Regions from separate parts of the Homo sapiens genome. Here regions 2, 3, 4 and 5 are each linked to region 1. Evidence: chromatin loops called from intact Hi-C (ENCODE). Cell type or tissue: mammary epithelial cell. All regions are shown on one strand.

Region 1 (5,000 bases):
AGGTCCACATTAGGCATCATATGACTTAACAGTAAAACCTCAAATCCTCAAATCCTTTCTGAGATAGATATCATTAATTCCATATTTTTTAATTAAAAATAACTGAGGTTCTAAAGGTTGGAATTGACCTACATGACACAGCTCGCAAGAGACTAAGGCAAGATTTGGAGGATGTTCTGACTCCTTCTACTATGCACCAAGAGCTCACTGACTTTACTAGACACGTTTTTATGTGTTTGTAAGAATTACAAGCTGAGTTAAAGGCTTGTCAATACACATTTACTTTAATATATTATTCTCAGTCAGTTGACCAACATTTTTGGAGGATACTAACATTCATTCCAAATTTAGTATGTGCCTGGTTCTGTGATAGATAATGTTACCTCTTGGATACCATTTTATCTTTATGCCAGCCCTGTTTAAATAATACTGTCTTATTTCATTCTTAGGAAAGAAATCAAGCTCAGTGAATTTAAATATGACTACATACACCTGAAGCTGAAATTTGAAAATATGTAATTGAATGGATCTAGCTTCTGAAGCTAGATGACTCATGGCTAATGAGTAGGGAATCACCTGCATTGTTGGCCATTGAAACTCTTATATAAAGAAAGTACTTGTTTTTCAAGGATTGTATTTACATTCTCTATTTGAGAAAGTACTGACCTTTGATAATGAAAGACTGCAATTGTTATATTCTATTAAGGAACTTTAGTCAACAGTCTGGCTTACAACGGACTGGTAATATTTTATGAAGGAAATGTACCTGATTGCTCTTCTTTCTGTACTGAAAGTGGCACAGGACTTATAGTCAAAAACCCAGGACTGGCTGAAAGCAGTGGCTCATGCCTGTAATCCCAGCACTTTGTGAGGCTGAGGTGGGCAGATCACCTGAGGTCAGGAGTTAGAGACCAGCCTGGCCAACATATAAGGAAACCCCTTATCTACTAAAATAATACAAAAATTCACTGGGCATGGTGGTGCACACCTGTAGTCCCAACTATTCAGGAGGCTGAGGCAGGAGAATCGCTTGAACCAGGGAGGTGGAGTTTGCAGTGAGCCGAGATCGTGCCACTGCACTCCAGCCTGGGCGACAGAGCAATACTCCATTTCAAAAACAAAACAAAACAAAACAACAACAACAACAACAAAAACAGGACTGAGCTTTTATTTAGCTTACTGTTAATTATTACTAGCATTAATTAACCTCTTCAGGGTACTATTCACAACGTTACATGCTTTTATACTTTTTGTCATTTAATCTTCAAATTCAGGTTCCTTTGTATTGTGTCTTTCCATCCCCATTTTCCAAATACAGAACTGAAGAAGAGACGTGTTAGTAGCTTGTCTTAGGTAAGTTACCCATTGACAGGCCAAAAAATTTATTTCAAGCCTGTCCTTGGAGACCCCATTGCTGCATCTCAAAATATTCACGGTTACCTTGAGCAAGCCACTTAACTACTCCAACCTTTTGTTTCTCAACTTATAAATTGGTAATAATAATATCTGATCTGAAGCTAGAATGAAATGAGGTCATTCAAGAAAGAATGAAATCATGAAGGAAACAGTTAATATTATTATCAGATACAGAAGTTGTTAACAACAAATCTTGTCATCTCATCTTGTATGAGAGAGAGAAGGCAACAAGATGTGCCTCCGAAAACTTGAGAGTATCCTTCAGATTCTCCTACAAGAAAACTGCTGATGATGGAAGAACTCCACCTTCCATGAATCTGCTGCTGATTTAGGCATTAACGATGTGACTCAGGCCTATGAAAGAGGAGCAAGAAGCACTAAGACAGAGAGGCATGGAAATTCTCCCCTGGGCCCAGCACAATTGTATGGGATTTCCATGTGGATTTTAAGTCTCCTTTTATCTTCCATGACACATAAAGCATCTCCTGGACCTATCTCCTCTAAGACATGTAACCTGACCCACTAGATCACTATTTACCAAATTCCTAAAATCTGTGGTTAATTTGAAAAGAAAGTTATCTCGTGGTGGCACAATGGGACACAATGCTAAAAAGTCTACATATAGCATTTATATATAGCTCAAAGCCAGAAATTGAGCTATATTGTATCAGCACAATTAAGTGGTTATTATAACTTTTTTTAATAAAAGAAAGGCAGGGAATATCACAGAAGTGTGTCTAGAAGACAGGAAGGGGTGTTGTGGGACTTCCCAGTGTTGGTAATCGTCATGGTTCAAAAAATCCCCCAAAACTCATGTTAAAATTGTATTGCTAGCTGGGTGCAGTGGCTCACACCTGCAATCTCAGCACTATGGGAGGCCAAGGCAGGTGGATCACCTGAGGTCAGGAGTTTGAGACCAGCCTGGCCAACAGGGTGAAACTCCATCTCTACTAAAAATACTAAAAATACAAAAATTGCAACGCATGGTGGTGGGCACCTAGAGCCCCAGCTACTCGGGAGGCTGAGGCAGGAGAATCACTCGAGCCTGGGAGGCAGAGGTTGCAGTGAGCCAAGATCGCACCACTGCACTCCAGCCTGGGCAACAAGAGCAAAACTCCGTCTCAAAAGAAAAAAAAAACTTGTATTGCCATTGTTATAATATTAAAAGGTGGAACCTTTAAGAAGTGATTAGGCCATAAGGACTCAACTTACTTTTCCTTGAAGAAATCTAAAAAGGTATTTATCCAATATTCACTGCTGCTTCTCTGCTTTCACCACCCCCAGGCACTAGGGAGAGCTCTGCATCTTCTTCTAAGGTCTCAGTAAGATCACCAAACAGGTTCCCTCTGTGTGTGCACAGTGAAATCCAGTGCCTTTGCCTGGACATGCACAACTGACAAAGAATAGCCCAGTCATGCCTCAGACGGTCCTGTCTCCAGGGAGCGAATGAAGGCAAACCTGTCTAGCACTCCAGAAGACTTGCAAAACCCTGGGATCCTCCTGTAGCAGCGTCTAGAGGACTTGCCACTGGGGGCTGAAGGCTTCATTGGTCTTTTGCACCTCCCAGTTATCACTCTCCCATGGGAATCCTTCAGGTCCTGCTGCGGCAGGTGGGGTTTTGAGAAAGACGTTCATCTGGAGATTAGCCAGTACCCCAAGCATGTGCATACAGGTCAGGTGCTGTCTTCCAGCAATGGGTGGCTGGGAGACCAGATTATGTCAGCCTTCAGTGCCACATGCTGGGCCAGGTCCCGTGAAGCTCATCAGAACCATGTTTATCCACGCGATGTGGGGAAAAGGAAACTCAGTCTCACTTTCACAGCTTCTCCCACAGGTTTTGACAACACAGGAAATGGGAACATACGACATAACCGAAGTTACTTTTTGACTCAAAATATCAAGGGTTGGTGGGGTAATCCTGATGAAATGTCTTCTTTCAGGCCCCATATCCTTCCTGGTCTTCAAAGTGCCAGTCATTTTTCAGTGATTCTTGTCCTCTGCCATCCTTTCCCTGCCCCACTGTCCCCAGAATCACAGGAAACTCAGCACAGCAAATTCCACTTGTATCCTCTTTTTTCATTCATCCTCAGCTCAAATTTCACCCCTATTATCTATACACAATCTGGACACAATCTTTGCTTCTAGTCTCACCACATATGAAATACAGCAATGCTTTCATCCCTGCAGAAATCTTGCCATCTCCTTCTCATACTTCCATGTCATTGCCCACCCAGGCATGGCTCTCAGCTTGGAGTTCTATTCACCCTTATCTCCATGTTACAAATCTGGACCATCCTTCACACACATGTCAAATGCCAGCTTCTCTAAGATGACCTCTCAGATCCCCCAGATAAAAGTGGTCTTTCCTCCTTCTGCCCTCCAAGACTATAGTGTCTGTCTCCCTCATGCCACTTCCTTCTAGAAGAATGTGTTATAGTTAGTAGTTTAATTATTTTTATCTTCTATATTATAATATGCATTTCTGTTGGATAGGGAGCAAATGTGAACTTTGTGAAATGTTACATTGAACAGGTTGTTAGAAATCATCCTCTTATGTCCTGTCCACTAATAGATGAGAAGGCTGAGCTCTAAAGAGAGTATAGAGAGAGAACAAAAGCACAAGTGCTCCCTTCCCATTACTCATCAGTCTTCCTCTCCAGATCTCTGCATAGAAGACAAAGCATTGAACACATCATTTTGAACTTGTACGAGAACCCCGAGTGATTAACAAATTTCTATATGGGGTTTAGAATAAATGTCCTCTGTTCTGTACATATCACCCATTCCCCCATCAACACATATAGCACAAACACAAACAAGGCCAATTTCATTGCACCATCTAGGGTAATATTTTTGAATTTTAAATATCATTAAATCATCAATTGAGCACCTAGTTGTGCTAGTCACAGTATCTGTTGACTTTGGTTTATTAACCCATTCCCTCTTCCTGACAATTCAGCAATTAGAAGAATTATTTCTGTTTTATAGCTGAATAATCTGAAGTTTAGAAATACTAAACAAATAAGCAAAAATCAACTTACACATTCCATGAAACCCATCAATGTTTCAACTACTCCATTCATGAAAGCCGGTTTATTTTTACAGAATTAGGTGTATAAGAGATGCTAAATAATCGCAGCAAGGAAAATTTCAATATTTGTTGAAAAAGTAAATCAGATCAGCCTTCTCTGTGGTCTACATGCACAACAACATCTGGATAAAGTTAACAACCATTTTCCCCTCAAGTCTTGGAAGGGGGACATGCAAATCTGCGAGAGGATCACTCTGACAAGCTAGAGAGTATGGTATCCTATCTATAAATGCAAATGTGACTCTTCTGGAGATGCTGAATCAGATCAGCAGTTAATGAAATGAAGGACATTTGGAAATGCAGAAATGATGAGCATTACTTTGCTCAGAATATCATCATTAAGATCAATTTTTGGTTATTTATGCCTCTCTATTTCCTTCTTGGACTTCTCTGGAGTAATTCTCATTAACTATGTAATTGGTTGCTACGTCTCTTCTTAAGGTAGACAAGCAGACTGCTTCCTGGAAAGGCCATGATCCACTCATTCTTTCTA
Region 2 (5,000 bases), 1.3 Mb after region 1:
TAATCTCCTTTGGCAACACCCTCACAGACACACCCAGGATTAATATTTTGCATCCTTCAATCCAATCAAGTTGACACTCAGTATCAACCATCACTGGGAGATAGTCACTTTTGGTGGGTAAACACGTGGAGCTTATGTCTCCTCCCCTTGAATCTGGACTGGGCCCGTGAGTGAAAGCTTTTACTTTTTAGCCCAGGCTTTAAGAAGGCCTGGCAGCTTCAGTTTCCTCCGTTTTGGATTCCTGAGCTACTGTGAAGGAAGGAAGGCCAGGCCCCTGTGTGGGGCCTTGGAGGAGGAGGTAGCACGGGGTACTCCCCACATCCCCCCAGCAGCAGCCCCAGCCTCCTTAAAGCCCTCACAGAGGGCAGTCCAGGAAGCTGCCCTGAAAACATGTCATCCTCCTCCTAAAAATGTGTTTCCCTTTGGATGTTAGTACCATTGTTCATGCCTCACCATTAACATGCTTGAACGTATAGCAAATGTGCTTTGCCCAGATCACTTTTTTGGTGGAAACTTTTCAGCAGCACATTTATAATTTATTAAACTAGTGTTCCTCAAACTTTACTGTAGATAAGAATCATGGAATAAAAATAAATTCCCAAGCCCCCTCTTCCCCAGTGGAGTGAACAGATCTCCCTCGGCCAAGGAGACCCCAGAAAATCTTTAAAAACTTTCCTGGCCAGGCACAGTGGCTCATACCTGTAACCCCAGCACTTTGGGAGGCCGAGGCAGGTGGATCACCTGAGGTCAGGAGTTCGAGACCAGCCTGGCCAACATGGCGAAACCCCATCTCTACTAAATATACAAAAATTAGCTGGGCGTGGTGGCAGGTGCCTGTAATCCCAGCTACTAGGGAGGCTGAGGCAGGGAGAACTGCTTGAACCCAGGAGGTGGAGGTTGTGGTGAGCTGAGAGCACGACACTGCACTCCAGCCTGGGTGACAGAGCGAGACTCCATCTCAAAAACAAAACAAAACAAAACTGTTTCCTGGCCGAGACAAGATGGGAGGTTGGTCATGCCTCAGTGTGTCCCCTTCCTCACTAACCACTACTTAAGAGTTAAACAGAAACCAGCCCTGGAAAGCAAAGAACAGAAAACTTCTCCACTGACATCAACTTCAACCAGTTGCTTGGTGTCTCAGCCAGACTCTCCTCCCTTTTCAAGATTTTGACATGACAGCTGACCAAAGCACCCCTTCCATTGAAGGAATGACCGTCCACCATGGAAGGGTTCTGGCCAGTTTACACAGACTGTGCACAAAGCAGCTTCATGTCCTACATTTCCTTTTGACATATGGAGTCTAATATTACTGCATTTTAATGATACATCTCCACTGCAAAGTCAACATGGGATGTATGTAACATATATGTTTGCTTATCACACTCATGTGTGATCCCCCTTTCATTAATATTCCTAACTCCTATAACCTGTCAAATATGTATGTTCAGCCAACCCATTTAGCATAAAACTCCTGTCTACCCTTCCTCCCTCAAAGTTCCAGCTTTTTTTTTTTTTTTTTTGAGACAGGGTCTCACTGTGTCACCCAGGCTGGAGCGCAGTGGCACCATCATGGCTCAATGCAGCCTCGACCTCCTGAGCTCAAGTGGTTCTCCTGAGTAGCTGGAACTACAGGCACACACCACCACACCCAGCTAATTTTTGTTTTTGTTTTGTTTTGTTTTGTTTTTTTGGTGGAGACAGGGTCTCACCATGTTGCCCATGCTGAGCAAATTCGTGGGCTCAAGCAATCCACGTGCCTTGGCCTCCCAAAGTGCTGAGAGTACAGGCATGAGCCACCGTACCCAGCCTAAAGTGCAGGCTTTGATCTCAGCCAGAGGCTCCACTTCCCAGCCTGAAGGTTGCAAGCAATCATAAGAAATAAAGTTTTCCATTCCAAATGTATAGAGCTTAAGACTTTAAGTGGACATAATTAATTTAAGCCAGTTCCAAGGGCCTGACTGCCCTTGCACACTGACTGAAAGGGAAGTCCCTGTCTCTCTAGGGCTGAATTTTGGACTGGGAGACACAAACTGAGATGTCCCTGTGGACACCGCTGTCACTGTAGTCTTCCAGTTCTTTTGTGCTAGTACCCACAGCTAAGGGAGAAAGTTTCTCTCTTTCTCCTGATTGAAACCATTCCCTTCACCCATCGTAATTCCTTCTTTCTTCTCTGAAGCTGGGCTTAATCTTGGGCATCCTTGTGCAGATTCCCTCTTTACTAGCGATGTCCCCTCAGCCTGTGAACACACTCAAGTTTCTCTCATGACTAAAAAAACTGGCCAGGCATGATGCCTCATGCCTGTAATCCCAGCACTTTTGAAGTCCAAGGCAGGTGGATTGTTGAGCCCAGGAGTTCAAGGCCAGCCTAGGCAACATGGCAAAGCCCCGTCTCTACAGAAAAATACAAAAACATTAGCTGGGTGTGGTGGCACGTACCTGTGATTCCAGCTACATGTGAGGCTGAGGTAGGAGGCTCACTTGTACCCAGGAGGTAAAGACTGCAGTCATCTAAGATTGTGCCACTGTACTCCAGCCTGGGCAACGGAGCAAGACTGTCTCAAAAATAAAAAATAAAAAAATGAAGCCATCCCTTGACCCCCACATCCATCCTGCATTTCCATCTAGTTTATTTTCACCTCATCCAAACTTCTTACAACAGGAGTCTATGCTCACTAGTAGTCTCTTCTCATTTAGCCCTTAACCTACTATAACCTGGGTTCTAATTACTCCACTAACGTGTCCAACATATAATGCTAATCATCCCATAAATTTCCAGAATGTCTATACTCTTGGTTTCTGTAATAACAGACTCTTCGAATTGTCCTTATAGTTCTGACTTTACTTGCATCCTCTAGGGCCTTCTCCCTGTTCTCTGCACCACACTGCCCCCTAGTGCTTGGGTTCTCTACACCTTGTTACTACAACAGTGCTGCTCAGACCAGTGGCTTTGGCATCACGAGGAGCTTGTTAGGGATGTATCTCAGGCCCGTCCCAGACCTGCTGAGTCCATATCTGCATTTTAACAGAATCCCCAGGTGATGTTCATGCACAGCAAAGGGTGAGAAGCAGCTCCACGACTCAGTCCTCACTCCCTGCTCTTCTCTTTTCTGGGTGAGCTCATCAATTCCCAGGGTCACTACCTATTTGTTGAGGTTTCTCAAATCTCTATCTCAACCCAAAGTACTTCCTCCAGGTTTCAGTCTCACATAGCAGACTACTTGCTGGCCATGATATTCACACAGAACTCAACAGACCCGTGCCTACCAACCAGCTGCCCCTCCTGTAATCTATTTTTCCCAGCTGATGCTAATATCACTCACCCAGTTATCCATACTGAAACCTGCGCATTGCACTAACGCCTTTCTTCCTCTCATTACTCTCCCTTCACTCTCCCCCTCTACCCCCATTAAATTCAACAAGTCATCAAATCCTGGCATGTTAATGGTATTTCTCTTACCTGTCCTCTCCTGCCTGACACAATTTCTTTGTCCTCATTCAAGTTTCAATTACATCTTATATATACTGCTGCAATAACAGCCTTGTAATTGTGCCTACACAGATATGTTCTTCACACAATCACCAGGAAGAGTTTTATAAAATGGAAATACGATCATCTCACTGTCTTGCTTAATATCTGTCCCACCCACCACAGTGGTTCTCAAATCATGGTCCCTGGACCAGGAGTATTAGCATGGTACTCACAAGTTGCCTGGGAACCTGTGAGAACTGCAAATGATGGGTCTAGCCCCAGATCTCTGAATCAGAAAGTCTAAGGAGGAGGTTCCTACATCCTGTTTTAACAAGCTCCAGGTGATTCTGGTGCACACTGAAGGCTGAGGCCCGCTGACCTCCCAGAGTAAACCTTGATCAGCAAACATTTCCCCCGATACAGCTCAGGTCCAAACTCTTTAGCATTATTTCTGTCTACTTTTCAATTTTGAACTTGACATGTGAGGAATGGAGGAATATTTTTTATTTCTATGTATGGTAACCAATCTTCAAAATGACACCCCTGCCCCATTCCCCAGCCTCCTAGTGTCCATGCACTTATGCAGTGCCTTCCACATTGAACAGGGCTGGCCTGTGTAACCAGCAGGATAGTGTGGAAATGATGGTGTGAGACTTCAGAGGTTACAGCAACCTCTCTCTTGAATCAGTTGCTGGGGGTAGACACCTGCCATGAGTGACGACACTCAAGAACCCCATGGAGAGGTCCAGGTGCTGAAAAACTGAGGTCTTCTGTCAGCCAGCACTAACTCACCAGGTGCATGAGGGAGCCTGCTCACAAGTGGATCCTTCAGCCCTGGTTGACATCTTGACTGCAGCCTCATGAGAGATTCTAAGCCAAAACCATCGTAATAAGTCATTCCTGGATTTCTGACCCACAGAAACAATGTAAGATAATCAATATTTTTGTTTTAAGCCACTAAGTTCTGGTGTGGTTGTAATGCAGCATTGGATGATTAATACATCAGGGTACACCATCCTGTTTCTTGCCACTGTGTAAGTCTCCATGCTGTCCCCTCTACCTGAAAAGCTTCCCCTCCTTTCTTCCCCCATAAGCCCCTCTTCATCTAATTAAATTCAATCCACCTTTTAATATTCATCTGAGATATTATCTTCTCCAAAATCCCTTCTCTGACCCTTCCAGACTGGCTTAGCTGTCTACTCTGAGTTCCCATGATACTCTGACTATATCTCTACCATTGCATTTCTGCCTTGTGTAAATTATGTGTTTACATTTATCTCGGTTGAAAAACTTAGATTATCTTGAAAGCAAAGAAGTGTGTCTTATTCATATTTGTCTTACTCATATCCCCAGCACTATCATAGGCTTTGGCACATAGGAGGCACTTCATCAGTTTTGTTAGGTGAATAGCAAATGAAGGATCTTTGTGAAGCTCTTAGAGATGATTCATGGAAAGAACATAGTGCCTTGTTCACTCTCAGGCCTCAGTATGTTTCCATTTCTTCCCAGGGCAGAAGTAGCTTCCAAATCA
Region 3 (5,000 bases), 130 kb after region 1:
GAACATAATAGTTGACAGGTAGTTTTTCAACCCTTGCCTCCTTCCCTCCCCACTTTTGGAAAAGATCTTTGGATCCTTGAAGAAAGAGGTAGCTGAGGCTAGTTTAAAGCAACACTTGGGTGAAAGAATCAAGCCAGACACCCAGGAGAATTAGAACGTTAGTTTGGGCAGGTGTTTTAGAGTTTGGAATCACCTGCTAAGAAGTTTGGGCATGATTCTAAAGGCAGTGTGGTATCTATAAGTCTATCTATTCATCCATCTCACTGGTTCTATCTCTCTGAAGAACCCTAATACAAGGGGTTAAGAGCTAAGCGGGTGTGTCCTCTCCGCTGGAGACAGGCTTCAGTCTGATTCCACCTGGAAGCTCCAGGGTACAAGTTGCAATGTGAATTCCACCTACCTGGAGGTGTTTGTGTTTGGCTGAGAGCAATTGTCAAAGAAGGGTCAGCAACGAATTGCTGTCAGTATCTGGGAGACAGGTCAGCAACTGGTAAAGATATCAGGATGAGCACCAAGAGCTTCCACTACAGTAGTGGCTTTCAAAGTGCATTACACTGGGGGCCAGACACGGTGGCTCACGCATGTAATCCCAGCACTTTGGGAGGCCGAGGCACCTGAGGTCAGGAGTTCAAGATCAGCCTGGTCAACGTGGAGAAACCCCGTCTCTACTAAAACAAAAAACAAAAAACAAAAAAACCTAGCTGGGCATGGTAGTGCGTACCTCTAATCCCAGCTACTTGGGAGACTGAGGCAAAAGGATCGCTTGAACCCAGGAGGCAGAGGTTGCAGTGGGCTGAGATCATGCCACTGCACTCCAGCCTGCATGACAGAGTAAGTCTCTATCTCAAAAAAAAAAAAAAAGTGCATTACACTGGGAATGTCTTAGAAATGCAATCCTTTGGGCTTCACCCAGGCATACTAAATCTGAAATTCTAGGAGATTAAGAGGAAAAAAAAGCTGAGGCTTAGACAGCTTTATTACTGCCAGAGGCCACCTAGCTAGTTAGTACTCAAAATTAAATTTAAGTTTATCTGCACTCTAATCCTATGCTTTTTCCTCCATGCAAGTGTTTCTCAAAATGTAGTCACTTGACCAAATGCAACTACATGACTTACAGCATTTCTAGGGCTTGGGCACCAAGAATCTGAACTTGTAGCAACTTCCCCAAGTCTTTGTGTTATGCCCAATCTAATTTTTGAGGACCACTCATCAGTTCCATGTGCTTCCCTAACTCTGAAAACCAAAGTTGGAGCCTGCAGAAATATGCTTCATTCCAGCCCAATGTCAGGAGTAGACAACACAGGAAAGACAGGAAGGGGCAGTGCTTGCTCTGAAGACCCAGCCATAGGGCTTTAGGAGTTGTTGAAGCCAAATGTATTGAATAGCTATTATGGGTTGACTCGCGTGTCCAAAAATCTATGTTAAAGTTCTAATGCCCAGTACCTCAGAATATGACTTTCTGTGGGTTTTTATAAGTGTTAAGTAGTTAAGATAAGGCCATAGATGAGGTCATACTGGAGTAAGGTGGCCCTTAATTCAATATGGCTGGTGTCTATATTAGAAGAGGGAAGACAAAATGAAGACAGATACACAAGGAGAGCCCCATATGATGACAGAGGCAGAGATTGGAGAGCAAGTCAAGGACATCAAGGCTTGGCAGCCACCACGGGGAGCTAGGAAGAGAGGTGAGGAAGAATTCCACCCGGAGCATCAGAGGCAGCACAACCCTGTGGACATCTTATTTCAGATGTCACAGCTCTAGAACCATAGGATACTAAAATTCTATTGTTTTAAGTCACCTAACTTGTGATACTGGGTGTATAAAAACCCCAGGAAACATACAAGAGCTGATGAGTTAATGATGGAGAAATTTAATGCTCCTTTCCTTCTTGTCTGGAGCTTAAGCCGTTCTTATTTCTCCATAAGGAAAGCTTGGGTTTGAAGTCTCTGGGACTGAATATATGCTATCAAACCTTAACAGTGTTTATCTTCACAGAACACTGATGAAAGCTCTTGGGCTTCCCCTCCTCCATTTCCATCATATGAATATAAATCTTTGCTAGGGATTGTCTGTCTCTCCCGTTGCCTTTACCGTGAGGAGAAGCTCTTAGGCACACCCTTGCTGCAGTCCTTCTGCAAGGTTGCTACATACCACATACCCAATTCCATCATAACTAGCAATTTCTAGAACAGGGTTATCAGTTTTCTGAGAGGAAATTTTAAAAATTTAAAACACACACACACACACACACATACACACACATGCACATGACATTTTAAAAACCTTGCCTCTGTGGTCAGTATAAACGGACAAATATCAAGGCCGGACGCCCTTTGATGTGGAAATGTCTGTGATGCCTGACAGGACCCAACATTTGTAAATCAGGAATTGAAGCTAATACTGACTGCAGGAGATAAGGCAGAGCCAAACTTCCACTTCCATCACCTCAGAATAAGTGTCAGTCCTTCTAAAGGCGCATTTTGAGTGCGAATCACAGGATGAGTCAGACCAAGTGTTCTTATTTAGATAGTAGTGAAATCAGGCCTTAGAGAATTGTTAGTCAGCAAAACTAAATTTTAGTAAGGCCATGCTCTGGGAAAGGAAATGAAGAGATCTGAAACCAAATTTAGACCTTCCAGAGACCAAAAACAGCAAGGTATAGAAAAGAAAGATCCAAGCCTTGCTTCTCCTGCCTAATGTGAACAGGAGAGAGGCTGGAGCAGGTGGCAGGAAGAGGAAGACTCACTCACTTTGCAAAATTCTGTGAGCTCCTTACAACCACACAAACAGCATCAAAACACTTTCTTACTGGATTTAGAATGGCTGAAATCCAGAACATTGACACTACCAGCCCTAGAAAGAATGCAGGGCAACGAAAACTCTCATTCATTGCTGGTAGGAATGCAAAATAGTACATCCACTTTGGAAAACAGTTTGGCTGTTTCTTACAAAGCTAAACATACTCTTACCATAAAATCTAGCAATCATGCTCTTTGATATTTACCCAGAGGAGTTAAAAACTTATGTCTACACAAATGTTTATAGCAGCTTTATTCATACGTGTCAAAATTTGAACAACCAAGACATCCTTCAGTAGTTTGATGAATAAATAAACTGTGGTACATCCAGATAGTGGAATATTATGCAATGCTAAAGGGAAATGAGCTATCATGTCAAGAAAATACATGGAGGAAACTTAAATTCATGCTACTAAGTTAGCCAAGTCAATCTGAAAAGATCACTATTGTACATTTCCAGGTATATGACATCTAGAAAAGGCAAAATTATGGAGATGGCAAAAAAAATTCTACGTTTGCCAGAGATTAGGGAAAGGAATGAATTGGCAGAACACAGAGGATTTTTAGAGCAGTGAAACTAATTTTTATGATACGATAATGGTTAATATATGTCACTGTACATTTGTTCAAACTCAGAATATATAAAACAAAGAGTGAACCCTAATGTAAAATGTGGACTTTGAGTGATTAAGACATGTCCATGTAGGTTCACCAGTTATAACAAACGTACCACCCTTGTCCAGACATTGATAATGGAGGAAGTTATATCTGGGTGGGGGAAGATGATATGCAGAAAATCTGTACGTTCTGCTCAATTTTGCTGTGAATCTAAGACTGTTCCAAAAAATGAAGACTATTTTAAAAACACATACACACACTGTCTTATGGTATCTTCCCTCAGTTATTAGGCTTCTTCCACTGCCAAATAATCTTCTTTTTCACCTTAGCCACAGCCTCACCTTCAGTATGCCTTCTGTCTCATCCACATGGTAGTCATTCCCTTACTCCATGGTCTCAGAAGTTTAGTTCATCATGGCTGGCTACTGTCTAGGTCCATAAATGTAGATGTAGCTCTCCAACAGAGACCCTGGACGGTAGGGGTTTGAACTTCTCCTGTAACTAATTCTGTAGGATGATGGATTAAAAACACGCTTTGGATGAAGAAAGATGCCTCAGGACATCCTATCTTAGTCACCCACCAGATGTGAGACAAAAGAAAGTTATGGTAAAAAAATGTCAGTTCTGCGACTTCTGTAACTTTCAACAGTTATTTCTGCCCTCTAGCATAATCCTAGTAATGAGTAATATACATTAAATCGCCAGTGAACAGGGGCATTGACTGCATTTTTAAAAATTATTTAACTTAAATACCCTCTAGTCTTAAGATAGATTTCTTTGAATCTGGCCTCATTTTATTTGCTGCCTTCCTTTGCTTTAAAATTCCGACCTAACTCACTAAGCAAACAACAGAGGCTCAAAATGTTCAAGAACCTCCAAAATTAGGTACGTTCATTGTGGAAGGATACATCATATCATCATTCTTTCAAGTAATTATGAAATTCTATATTTTACTTGATTGACTATGTCTGAAAAAAGATAGGAAATATAAAAGAACTAGAACTCTGTTTAGTTGCATCCTCACTATCTTCCAAGCACTGTGCCAGGCTGTGAGAATAAAGTCTTGAAAATGATACTGTATTTGCCCTTGATGTGCCAGTATTAGTAGAAGGAAAATGACTGTTATGACAATTACTAGGCTGGAAGTGAGAAAGGAAAATAAAGAGGTAGACAAGTGCCTGAATATAAAGAAAGAAACTAACTTTGCAAAGATTATGGCAGAGAAATCTAACACAGCTGACTCCATCTTGCTTATAACCTTACAAGTTAATAGCCCTTGCTCATTTCTGGGCACAGGCCAAGCTAACTACCAGAGGAATTTAGTTTACACTTTAAAGGAAGGACGATAATAGCTCCTTCCTGAAACTAACTCTCCTTGTTTGGGGAATGAAACTGCCTTTGTAAAAACTGATGAAAGGTCACAAGTTTAAAATTATGATAGGGGCTTGAATTCTGCTAAGCTATAAACATAGTTAAGTGATAGCCAGCCATTGTTCCCTATCTTGATTACTGCTAGGAGTTTTGTAGCTGGAGGTCACAAGATTTGTAACTTCCCCAATTGTTCCTATAGATAACAGCCATAT
Region 4 (5,000 bases), 620 kb after region 1:
TGGATTAGTTAGTAGGTGCTCAATAAAAGTATATTCCATAATCAAATGGAATTGCAGCTCCATTCCAACCAGACTGGGTAAAAATAGAAACTGTCATTATAGCTTTAGCAGAGAGAGTTCAAAAAATTATAAGTTTAAAGGAGTTTAGTAATAAAAAAGAATCAGAATAAAGGAGAAAATTTGATTATTCTTCAGCTAAAGGCCAAACCAGAAAGACTCAGGTAATTTTAAAAAAAAAAATCGGAAGGGTAATTTTTTAAGTGGTAAAAGAGCTAAAGAGGATTTTATAAACACTTTAAGGGATAAAAAGATAAACCACAGAGAAAAATGGATCTTCTAATAAATGACGAGGAAAAGAGAATTAACAATAAATGAGAACAGCTGAAATACTGAACTCATCCTTTGCAAGAAAAATGAGGGGAAATAACTTAGATTCTTAGGAAGTAATAAAAATCTTGCAAAATACTTAATAGGGATAGAAATCTAGTAAGGAAATATTCATTAAACTTAATTCATCATTTTTAAATACACAGCCCACAGCCCTCACAAGTTTCATCTCTACCAGGAATCAGACTAGAGTTAGCTCTCTCCTTCAGTGATGGCTCCTGAAAACATTGACCTTGAAAAAAGACTAAATGTGCTGTGGAAGGACAGTTCCACAAGCAGGAATGGACCCTGGACAATGCCCAAGAAAGCACATGCTGGGAACAGCAGTGACATGCTTGGAAACACCCATGGGATCTGGCTGTCCTCTCGCGATAACAGCCTCCCACCAGAAAATGCACCACTGAGCTTTTATGAGTCACTCAAGCTGTCTTGTGACTACCTCCCAAGCTTCCTGAATTTTCTTCTTTCTTCTGTAAAATGGGAGTGCTTAGTTCGTATAGCAATCATCCCTTTTTCCCTTCCAACTCTCACATTTTCTCTTTCATTTTTTTGAGACAGGGTCTCACTCCGTCACCCAGGCTAGAGTGCAGTGGCATGATCTCAGCTCACTTCAAACTCTGCCTCCCGGGTTCAAGTGATTCTTGTGCGTCAGCCTCCCAAGTAGCTGGGATTACAGGCATGCGCCACCATACTCAGCTAATTTTTGCATTTTTAGTAGAGATGGGGTTTCACCGTGTTGGCCAGGCTGTTCTCCAACTCCTGGCCTCAAGTGATCCACCCTCCTTGGCCTCCCAAAGTGCTTGGATTACAGATTTGCACCACTGCACCTGGCCTAATCCTCACATTTTTATGTCTAATATTTCCTGTAAGAGGAAGTAAGGAGAGAAGGAGAGAGAAAAACAGAGAGATACACACAGAGAGAAGCTCTGTATATGTAGACCCATGTGTAGAATATCTGTGCAAACATTGGAAAATGGCCAGGGAGATGGTCTGAAGCATTGCTTCCTGTCTTAAATGTCAGCCTGGGAATTTTGCTCATTGGCAATGAGACCTATTCCCTGATCAAAATTATAATCATCAACACAAGACTGAAACTTGAGCTTCTGGGAGGTTGGGAAAAGGGGAGGAGTATCGAAAAATGGTAATAAGTTTATAAGGAGGTAATTCAGACTGGAATTGGTAGGTAATTAATCAAATACACAGAATCTCAAAGCCAGAAAGTCTGAGAAGAAGGGGTTCCAACAAAATCCACACAAATAGTTATTATTAGAGCACATTGGCCATTCTGAGGAAAATAAACAAGGTGAGAATGTTCTGTCAGGGAACCAAAGAATAGGCAGTCACATGGGTAAGCCCATGATAAAAGCTAGGCTAAAAGAAGAGAGACAGCAAAGGCACAGTTTGAACCAATGGCAAAGACCCATCCCAGTGAAAGGCAATTTGTGGCAAGAAGCTTTGATGAATGAAAAAAAAAAATGAAAAAATAAGAGAACAAACCAAGACCTTCTACATACAGTGTCTTGGCCTCTCCAGGGTGTCCTAGCGTGTAAGGGCCAACCACAATATTTTGCAACCCATTTTCTAGTGGTGGCCAAGCCTTTTAATGATAATACAAGCAATTCCATCTGCAGAAGATGGTTAAATTCAGTCAGTATTAGCATCTTCTGAATGTCACAGGATCTCTACATGCTACATCCAGACTTTTTTAAATTTGTGAAATAAGCTTTGCAAAAAAAAAAAAAAGAAAGAAACATGTTGAAAATAAAAACCAGAAATTGGTAAAGCCAAATGAAAAATACATATAAAGTATTTTCCAAGAGTGTTGATAACAGCCTTGTGTGTTCAGAAGACACCCCCAGGTGACAAAGTGGACCTGGCCCAGCACTTCAGGAAAAGCTGCTCCCATGTGACTCCCACCACTTTGAAGGAGTACCTGTCATTGGCCTTTCACTGAAATGCATGAAAAGAAAACAATAGGGGGTGGAGGAGAATCTTAAAGCCACATTGGCAGTATCACTATCCCCAGAACCAGCTTCTCACTAGAACTGAAACGAGACACTTTGAGGAAAACTTTCACGTTAGTACAAAAACCACACAACTGTTTTCACAGGAGCAGAATAATGATCAAAATCATGGTTTCAAAGGAATCGGGGAGCAAAAGTCAACACTGGAGCTCAACATTGCCTTTTTACAGCTGAGAAAATCGAAGTTCAGGGGAGAAGCATGCCTGTCCCCCCCATCCCCCTGTCACACCTGATGGGATGTTAGACACAGCAGGGCCTGAGGGTGGGGGGAGGCGTGCCCAGCAAGGCAGAGGGCAATGGAAAGAGGAGACCCAGGAGAAGTGCCGGTTACCACCTGCAGGGGGCGGCATCGAGCGCCCTCCATAGGCTACCCCATTAGGTTGGGCGAGGCGCTCCCTTCTGGACACTCAGAGAAACGGGGGCATTTCTCATTTTGTGTTTTCACATTTTATAATTATCTGTATTTTTCTTTTCCATCTAGACCACCAGCTCTAAGAGGGCAAGGGATGTGTATTAGTCAGAGTTCTACAGAGAAACAGAACTAATAGGATAAATGTACATATGAAAGGGAGTTTATTAGGGAGAACTGGCTCACACGATCACGAGGTGAAGTCCTACCATACGCCATCTGCAAGCTGGGGAAGAAGGAAGCCAGTAATGGCTCAGTCTGAGTCCAGAAACCTCAAAAACAGGAAAGTCGACAGTGCAGCCTTCAGTCTGTGACCCAAGGCCCGAGAGCCCCTGGCAAACCACTGATATAAGTCCAAGAGTCCAAAGGCGGAAGAACCTGGATTGTGATGTCCAAGGGCAGGAAGCATCCAGCACGGGAGAAAGATGGAGGCTGGAAGACTCAGCAAGTCGGCTTATCCCACCTTCTTCCAGTATGACAGGCTGATAGGCTGTGTCACAGTCAGCTGTAACTCAGTATGATAGGCTGTGTCACAGTCAGCTGTGACTCAGTATGATAGGCTGTGTCACAGTCAGCTGTGACTCAGTATGATAGGCTGTGTCACAGTCAGCTGTGACTCAGTATGATAGGCTGTGTCACAGTCAGCTGTATACACTGAACTGAACACCTGCTATTCTGGCAGGCACTGTGCGCAATTTGTGTCTACGTATTTCATCTAATCCTAAAAGTAACTCTAGGCCGGGCGCGGTGGCTCAAGCCTGTAATCCCAGCACTTTGGGAGGCCGAGGCAGGCGGATCACAAGGTCAGGAGATCGAGACCATCCTGGCTAACACGGTGAAACGCTGTCTCTACTAAAAATACAAAAAATTAGCCAGGCGCAGTGGCGGGCGCCTGTAGTCCCAGCTAATTGGGAGGCTGAGGCAGGAGAATGGTGTGAACCCGGGAAGCGGAGCTTGCAGTGAGCCGGTCGCACCACCGCACTCCAGCCTGGGCGACAGAGTGAGACTCCGTCTCAAAAAAAAAGAAGTAACTCTGAACAGTAGGTGTTTATGCTCTGTTCCAGGCGCACTGGCAGCAGATTGGATGGTGCCCACCCACATTGAAGGTGGGTATTCCTCTCCAGTTCACAGACTCAAATGTCCATCTCCTCTGGCAACATCTTCACAGACACACCCAGAAATACTTTACCAGCCATCTAGACATCTTTCAATCCAATCAAGTTGACATCTAATATTAACCATCACTGTGCGCAACCTATTAAATGGAGTAACTCTAGTGAGTGCTCAGTAAATGTTTGTTGAATAAACAAATGGATGAACGAACTAACTGAAGACTCCAAAAGTAAATTGTTGAAGAACCCAGACATGGAACCATAAAACCAGAGCAGAGAACCACATGCTGCTCAGTGCCTCCTGTGCCCAGCTGTCCCGCTCGGTGGCTGCGGGAGACTTGGGCCAACAACCCAACTCTCTCTGGTGCCCCTGCCTTGCTCTCTGTGGACTCCTCAGGGAATAAGTAACCAAATAGCCTGGCCAACAGAGAAATAAACAAGATCTGTCAAATGCCGATGACCTATTTATCTGCCTCCTTCATGTGTTTTGAACTGAATGCCATGTGAGAAAAGTGACCTGGTTGAAGTGTTTGTAATCTGGGAAGATCAAAATAAGATTCATCCTAATGAAAGCATTGCAGGCCACACGTGACCCATGTGTGTTCAGGGAGGTAAGGATAGAGGGTGGTTGCTGAATGGGTGGGTTGCCTCTTCTTTACAATGCCTTCATTATGTAAATCCCATCGAGGCTCAAAGGCAACTTCCCCAAGGAGGCTTGTACAATGCCCCATTCAAAAACACCTTCTATCTCTAAACTCTCAGCGCACTTTCTTTGTCTCAATGTGATAGGCTGTGTCACAGTCAGCTGCATACACTGATGAGTACGCTTGTCTGTACAATATTATCAAATCGGGAGCTTCCCAAGGGCAAGGAATATTCCTAACACATCACTTTATTCCCACTCCGTAATTCAATTTCTGGAACACAGTAGGCACTCCAGCAGTGGTAAGCAGCAGCAGCAGCAGCAGCAGTAGTAGTAGTATTAGTAGTAGTAGTAGTAGCAACAGTACTAATAGTAGCAGCGGCAGCAGCAGCCACCGCCACAGCAGTACCTACCCTTAATTGAAC
Region 5 (5,000 bases), 160 kb after region 1:
TATGCAGCCTAGGAGCACTAGGCTATACCATGCAGCCTAGGTGTGTAGTAGACTATACTATCTAGGTTTGTGTAAGTATACTCTATGATGTTTGCACAATGATAAAATTGCCTAATAATGTGATTCTTAGAGTGTACCCCTGTTATCAAGTGATGCATGACTGTACTTAATAAATACAACTGGTAGGATAGGTTGTGTTCTGAATTTTCTTTGGTATAGGGGCCAAAATAAAAAAAAAAAAAACAATCACTAAGGCACTATGGAGAAAGCTTGGGAACCTATTATTTATGTGTGCTTTCTATTTAATCACACAGAATATTAAACAGGTATGTACCCAAGGGTTGAGATAGTTAATGAAAGTAATATGTTTTGCCATTTCATCAAAGATCCTCTTAAGCAAAATTGTCTCCTTTTTTCCCCCTGAGTATTTGGTGTTGAAAAACTACAATAACTACTAGAATAGTTTGGCGCCATTGCCTTGATTCATGCTTTTAACTAAATTGTTTTTCCTTTACCAGTAAATGTCAACAAGTGAAAAAGGCAAATAATTATTCAGTGTTGTTATGAAAATAGTTTTGACCTTACAGAACTATTGAAAAAGGGACTCCTAGGGATCTGTTTACCATATTTTGAAAACCATTAAGTTAAAGGAATGATTAAATATAATCACTGTGATGATGCTTCACATAATGCAAATTGCTGGACAAATTCTACTTATTAATTCCTTGCCTCTCTTTTATCTTATTGCATGAGTCTCTGCCTTAGAAACCAGTGGCCAAATTCTCGGTTTGTGAAGCTGTTCTTTGTTCGTAGTTCTTCTCAGAAGAAACTGTCTCTTCTTGAACTCTAGTCCCAGGCTTCTTGCAAGCTACTGACAGTGGTTCTGGTTTTTTTTTTTTTTTTTTTTTTTCATTTTGTCACTCTCAGACTCCTGTCAACTTAATCCACTCAATGAAGCAGTAATATTGGTTTCAAATAACAGAATATGATATTGGATAATACAGGCACAAAAGAAACTTATTGAAAAGAAACGAGGTAGTTTACAAAACTGACTATAAGGCTGGCATGCCAGGCACAGGTATAAACCAAGGTAGGAAAAGAAGAGCCAAGATCAAGCCCAAGATAACTGCATTTGAAATGTCACTGCTGCTTCTAAACACTCACCCTCTCATCACTGAATTCTCGACTCCACCACAGCTGCCACACACAGATAACCTCTGACAGACTTTACACCTCTGTGTAATTCTCTCAAGATTCAATTCTCTGAGTGGGAACAAGTGATTGACTGTAGTTTAGCCATGGACCCATTCTCCAGCTGTCAGGAGACAGGGAGAATAAGTAGCTTTCCCTTTTCAACTTCTGACTCCTATCTATATAGATCTTTAACCAAAATAGACAGCAGGATGTTTGGTGCTGAGCCGTTAAATTGACAAATGTCAATACTATTCACTCTTTTAATGAACAGTATTTAAACACACACTTCTCACTTACAATTTTTAAGAATGCTTAACCTATCAAAAAAAATTCCCTAAGGAGATATATTTTTTAAAAAAATCAGTAATTCCATCTGGCTACAAGTTCAACATACCTGGTGACATCTGTTTCTCCTATCGGTATTTCTTTGTGATTATGCCATAATATTCTGAATCTACCACCCTCTATCCCTTATCAAATAGTTTGGGGGAATTTGAGGACAAAAAAGATACTAATTAAGTTACATACTTATTTAATTAAGCCATAAAGAAAGAAAACATATGTCGATTCAATAGTACGTAGCTGTGCAACTGATGACTTTATTGTAGTTGATATTTATGATTTTTCTTTGCATATATGTACTTCTTATATTTTTCAAGTCCAGCAAGTACTTTTAAGTTCATTAAAGGCAATCTGCAGGTAAGTGTCTCAAACTTTTATTCCTGATAGACCTGAGAATGGGAGGTTCTGATTATATAGGACTGAAGTGGTTTACCATTACCTTTTAACAGCAGTAGTACAAGGAGATGTTCCATGTTTCAGGGGAATTCTCTGTATGTCGTTCATAATCTTTATTACTCCCATTAGGTAGCAACGACTGTGTTTTCCCTGGAGAGGTAGACTCAATCACACTAGCCAACACTATAATCCCTGTTTTGGCTTGTTTTCTTAGTGATAAGAGGAGCCTGACTTGATCAAGTGAAAATCTAGGAGTCTAGTTCAATGGAACTGTTATTGTGTCCCCTGATAAATGCATTCTTCCTTTGGCATTAAAATCTGTAAACCAGTAGAGCCAAGAGTAACAGGGATGGAAAGCAAAAAGTATGCAAGTGATTAATTAGATGGAATTATGACAGGTACCATTTTCAATTCCATCTCTTATTTACCTATTCTGTAATTTATAGCTGTGGGAGAATTAGCACCACATATTGACTGCTGGTTTAGAACATATACTGTATCCAGAAGGACAGAAGTTGTTTTTCTAGCTAGCACCGTAACTGATCTTTGATGGCTCATTCCACTGTAGGATAGATAGGCTAGCTTCTTCAAGATGAAGGGTTACATTTACGCATTCATTCAATGTCTTTTTTTTAAACTATACAGTAAATTCACTTAAAAATAAATACTGTATAATTTACTGTCTTACTCCTTTTGGACTGCTGTAACAAAATATCAGCCTGGCTAATTTATAAACCATAGAAGTTGTGTTTTTCACAAAATTTGTTTTCTAGAGGCTTAAAGTCAAGGGGCAAGGGATGGGCAAATATGGTGTCTGTTGAGAGTTGCTTTTTGCTTCTAGTGTGGAGACCTTCTGCTCTGCCCTCAAGTGGTGGAAGGGCAAAATAAATTAACTCTGTGTCATTACACGATAGAAGAGAAGGACAGGCCAGGAAGCTCTCTGAAGACTCTTTATAAGGTCTTATTCATGACCTTATAAAGATTATTAAGTCATGCTCTTACGACTTAATTACCTCCTCAAGGCCCTACCCTTTAAAACTATCACATTGGTGATTAAATTTCAACCTATGAATTTGAGCGGACACAGTCATACCACAGCATTCTGCCCTGGCCCCCAAAATTTATGTTCTTCTCACATGCAAAATGCATTGTCCAGAGTCTCATCTAAATCAGATTCACATGAGACTCAAGGTACAACTCACCTTGATGAAAATTGTTCTCTAGCTGTGAACCTGTAAAATCAAACAAAGTATGTACTTCCAAAATGCAATTTTGAGATAGGCATAAGATAGACACTGCTATTCCAAAAGAGAGAAATAGAAAATTTAAAAAAGGCTAATACGTCCCAAGTAACTCCACAACTCAACAAGGCAAGTAAATAAATAAATAAAGATTGAGGCTTGAGAATAATCTTTGACTCCATGCCCTGCCTTTTGGACACAATGGGACAAGTGTTGGGCTTTGCTGGGCACAGCCTATGCAGCAGGTCTTGGGTTGGAGTTGGGTGCCTGTGGCTCTCCAAGGATGGCATTGTATGCTGGTGGCTCTACAGGTCTGGGACCTTGGGGATAGCCCTGCCCCCATGGCTCCACTAAATATTGCCCTAGTGAGGGTTTGTGGAGGTGGCCCCTCCCATAGCTCTGCTGGGCATTGCCCTAGTGAAGAGTTCACAGTGTCCCTGCTACCCTGGATTTACCCCAATACGGGCTTTCTGTAGTGGCTCCATCCCATGGACCTGCTGGGCATTGCCCTAGTGGGGGTTTTCTGCAGAAGCCCCACTCCTGTGGCAGTTCTTCACTGAGACCCAAAGCTCTCTGAGGTAGCCTTTAAAAGCTAGATGGAAGTAGCCATTTCTCCAGAGTTTTTGTACTTTGTATACTTGCAGAGTTGGCATCATGCAGATGCCACCATGGTTTATCGCTTGTGACTTCTGGAGAGACAGCCTGAGCTACATCTGGACCCTCTGTAGCCACAGCTGGGGATGCCAAGGATCACATGCACTGGAATGCAGAAATATAAGACTTGAGGTGGTTCTGGGCAGCAAGTCCCAAGTTCTGGTGGACTCCCTGAACCCCTTCTTTAAAATATTTCTGCCTTCAAGGCCCTGGAACTCTGAATCTGTGATTAAAGTGACAGCATTTCGAAGATTTCTGAAATGCTTTGGGGGTCTTTCTTCCACTGTTATGATGAATGTCAGCTGGCCTGTTTACATTCATAGTAATCTTCTTATCCAACTTTCACTTTGCCACATCCTTGGTATTGTCTCCCAAGCATGTTTTTTTGTTTTCTTACATGGTTAGGCTGAAAGTTTTTCAAATATTTAAGTACTACTTATATTTTGATTATGAATTTAATTTATTATTTTTTTTTTATTTTGAGACAGAGTCTCACCCTGTCACCCAGGCTGGAGTGCAATGGCATGATCTCGGCTCACTGCAACTTCCACCTCCCAGGTTCAAGCAATTCTCCTGCCTCAGTCTCCTAAGTAGCTGGGATTACAGGCACACGCCACCATGCCCGGCTAATTTTTTGTAACTTTAGTGGAGACAGGGTTTCACTATTTGAGCAGGCTGGTCTCAAACTCCTGACCTCGTGATCTACCCGCCTCAGACTCCTGAAGTGCGGGGATTACAGGCATGAGCCACTGCGCCCAGCCTGAATTTTATCTATAATTCATTTCTGTCTTCCTATGTTTTACTCCAAACAACCAAGAGAAGCCGTACAGCTCCTCAACCCCTTGCTTAGAGATTTCTTCCACCAAATATCCTAGTTTATCACTTGCAAGTTCTCCTTTCCACAAAGCACTGGGAAATTGGCACAATTCAACCAAGTTCTTAAGTAATCTTTAAGAAGACTAAGGCTTTCCCTACAACCCTCTTCTTCTTCTGAACCCTCAAACGAATCTTTTTTAACTCTCTGTTCATGGAAATGTAGGCTTTTTCTATCATTCACTTCTAAATTCTTTCTGACTTTACCCATTACCCAATTCCAAAGCTGCTTCCACAATTTTATGTATTTGTTACAGCAGAATGCTACTCCTGGTACCAATTTCTGCCTTAGTTTTACTT

Evidence for each region. Hi-C counts contacts between places; a loop is a spot of excess contacts. Peaks named below come from ENCODE experiments on the same cell type or tissue, not always from the same donor. Only the 100,000 strongest peaks of a DNase experiment are listed, where the experiment ranks them.
Region 2: it touches region 1 in a loop (8-fold over the local background); 3 of 110 quality-filtered maps call a loop at or near these places.
Region 3: a loop joins it to region 1, with 6 times the contacts of the local background. A loop is called at or near these places in 2 of 110 quality-filtered maps.
Region 4: a loop joins it to region 1, with 4 times the contacts of the local background. A loop is called at or near these places in 2 of 110 quality-filtered maps.
Region 5: a loop joins it to region 1, with 8 times the contacts of the local background. A loop is called at or near these places in 2 of 110 quality-filtered maps.

The regions. Positions count from the first base shown.
Region 1 is chr2:14,285,422-14,290,421 of GRCh38, forward strand. The region is part of intron 2 of LINC00276 (long intergenic non-protein coding RNA 276); the gene reads right to left. Among named protein-coding and RNA genes, the nearest start is that of LINC00276, 110 kb to the right of the region's middle. In mammary epithelial cell, a CTCF peak has its summit at 2,708; DNase peaks (open chromatin) are centred at 580 and 2,810; H3K27ac peaks cover 550 bases.
Region 2 is chr2:15,574,391-15,579,390 of GRCh38, forward strand. No RefSeq gene overlaps it. Among named protein-coding and RNA genes, the nearest start is that of DDX1, 15 kb to the right of the region's middle. In mammary epithelial cell, a CTCF peak has its summit at 2,890 (motif pointing left); a DNase peak (open chromatin) is centred at 2,891.
Region 3 is chr2:14,418,613-14,423,612 of GRCh38, forward strand. No RefSeq gene overlaps it. Among named protein-coding and RNA genes, the nearest start is that of LINC00276, 20 kb to the left of the region's middle. In mammary epithelial cell, no CTCF peak of the experiment used is centred here; a DNase peak (open chromatin) is centred at 2,499.
Region 4 is chr2:14,901,212-14,906,211 of GRCh38, forward strand. It overlaps a transcript of NBAS not described here. Among named protein-coding and RNA genes, the nearest start is that of LRATD1, 270 kb to the left of the region's middle. RefSeq lists a silencer at 2,788-2,837. In mammary epithelial cell, a CTCF peak has its summit at 2,776 (motif pointing right); no DNase peak of the experiment used is centred here.
Region 5 is chr2:14,448,706-14,453,705 of GRCh38, forward strand. No RefSeq gene overlaps it. Among named protein-coding and RNA genes, the nearest start is that of LINC00276, 50 kb to the left of the region's middle. In mammary epithelial cell, a CTCF peak has its summit at 2,797 (motif pointing left); no DNase peak of the experiment used is centred here.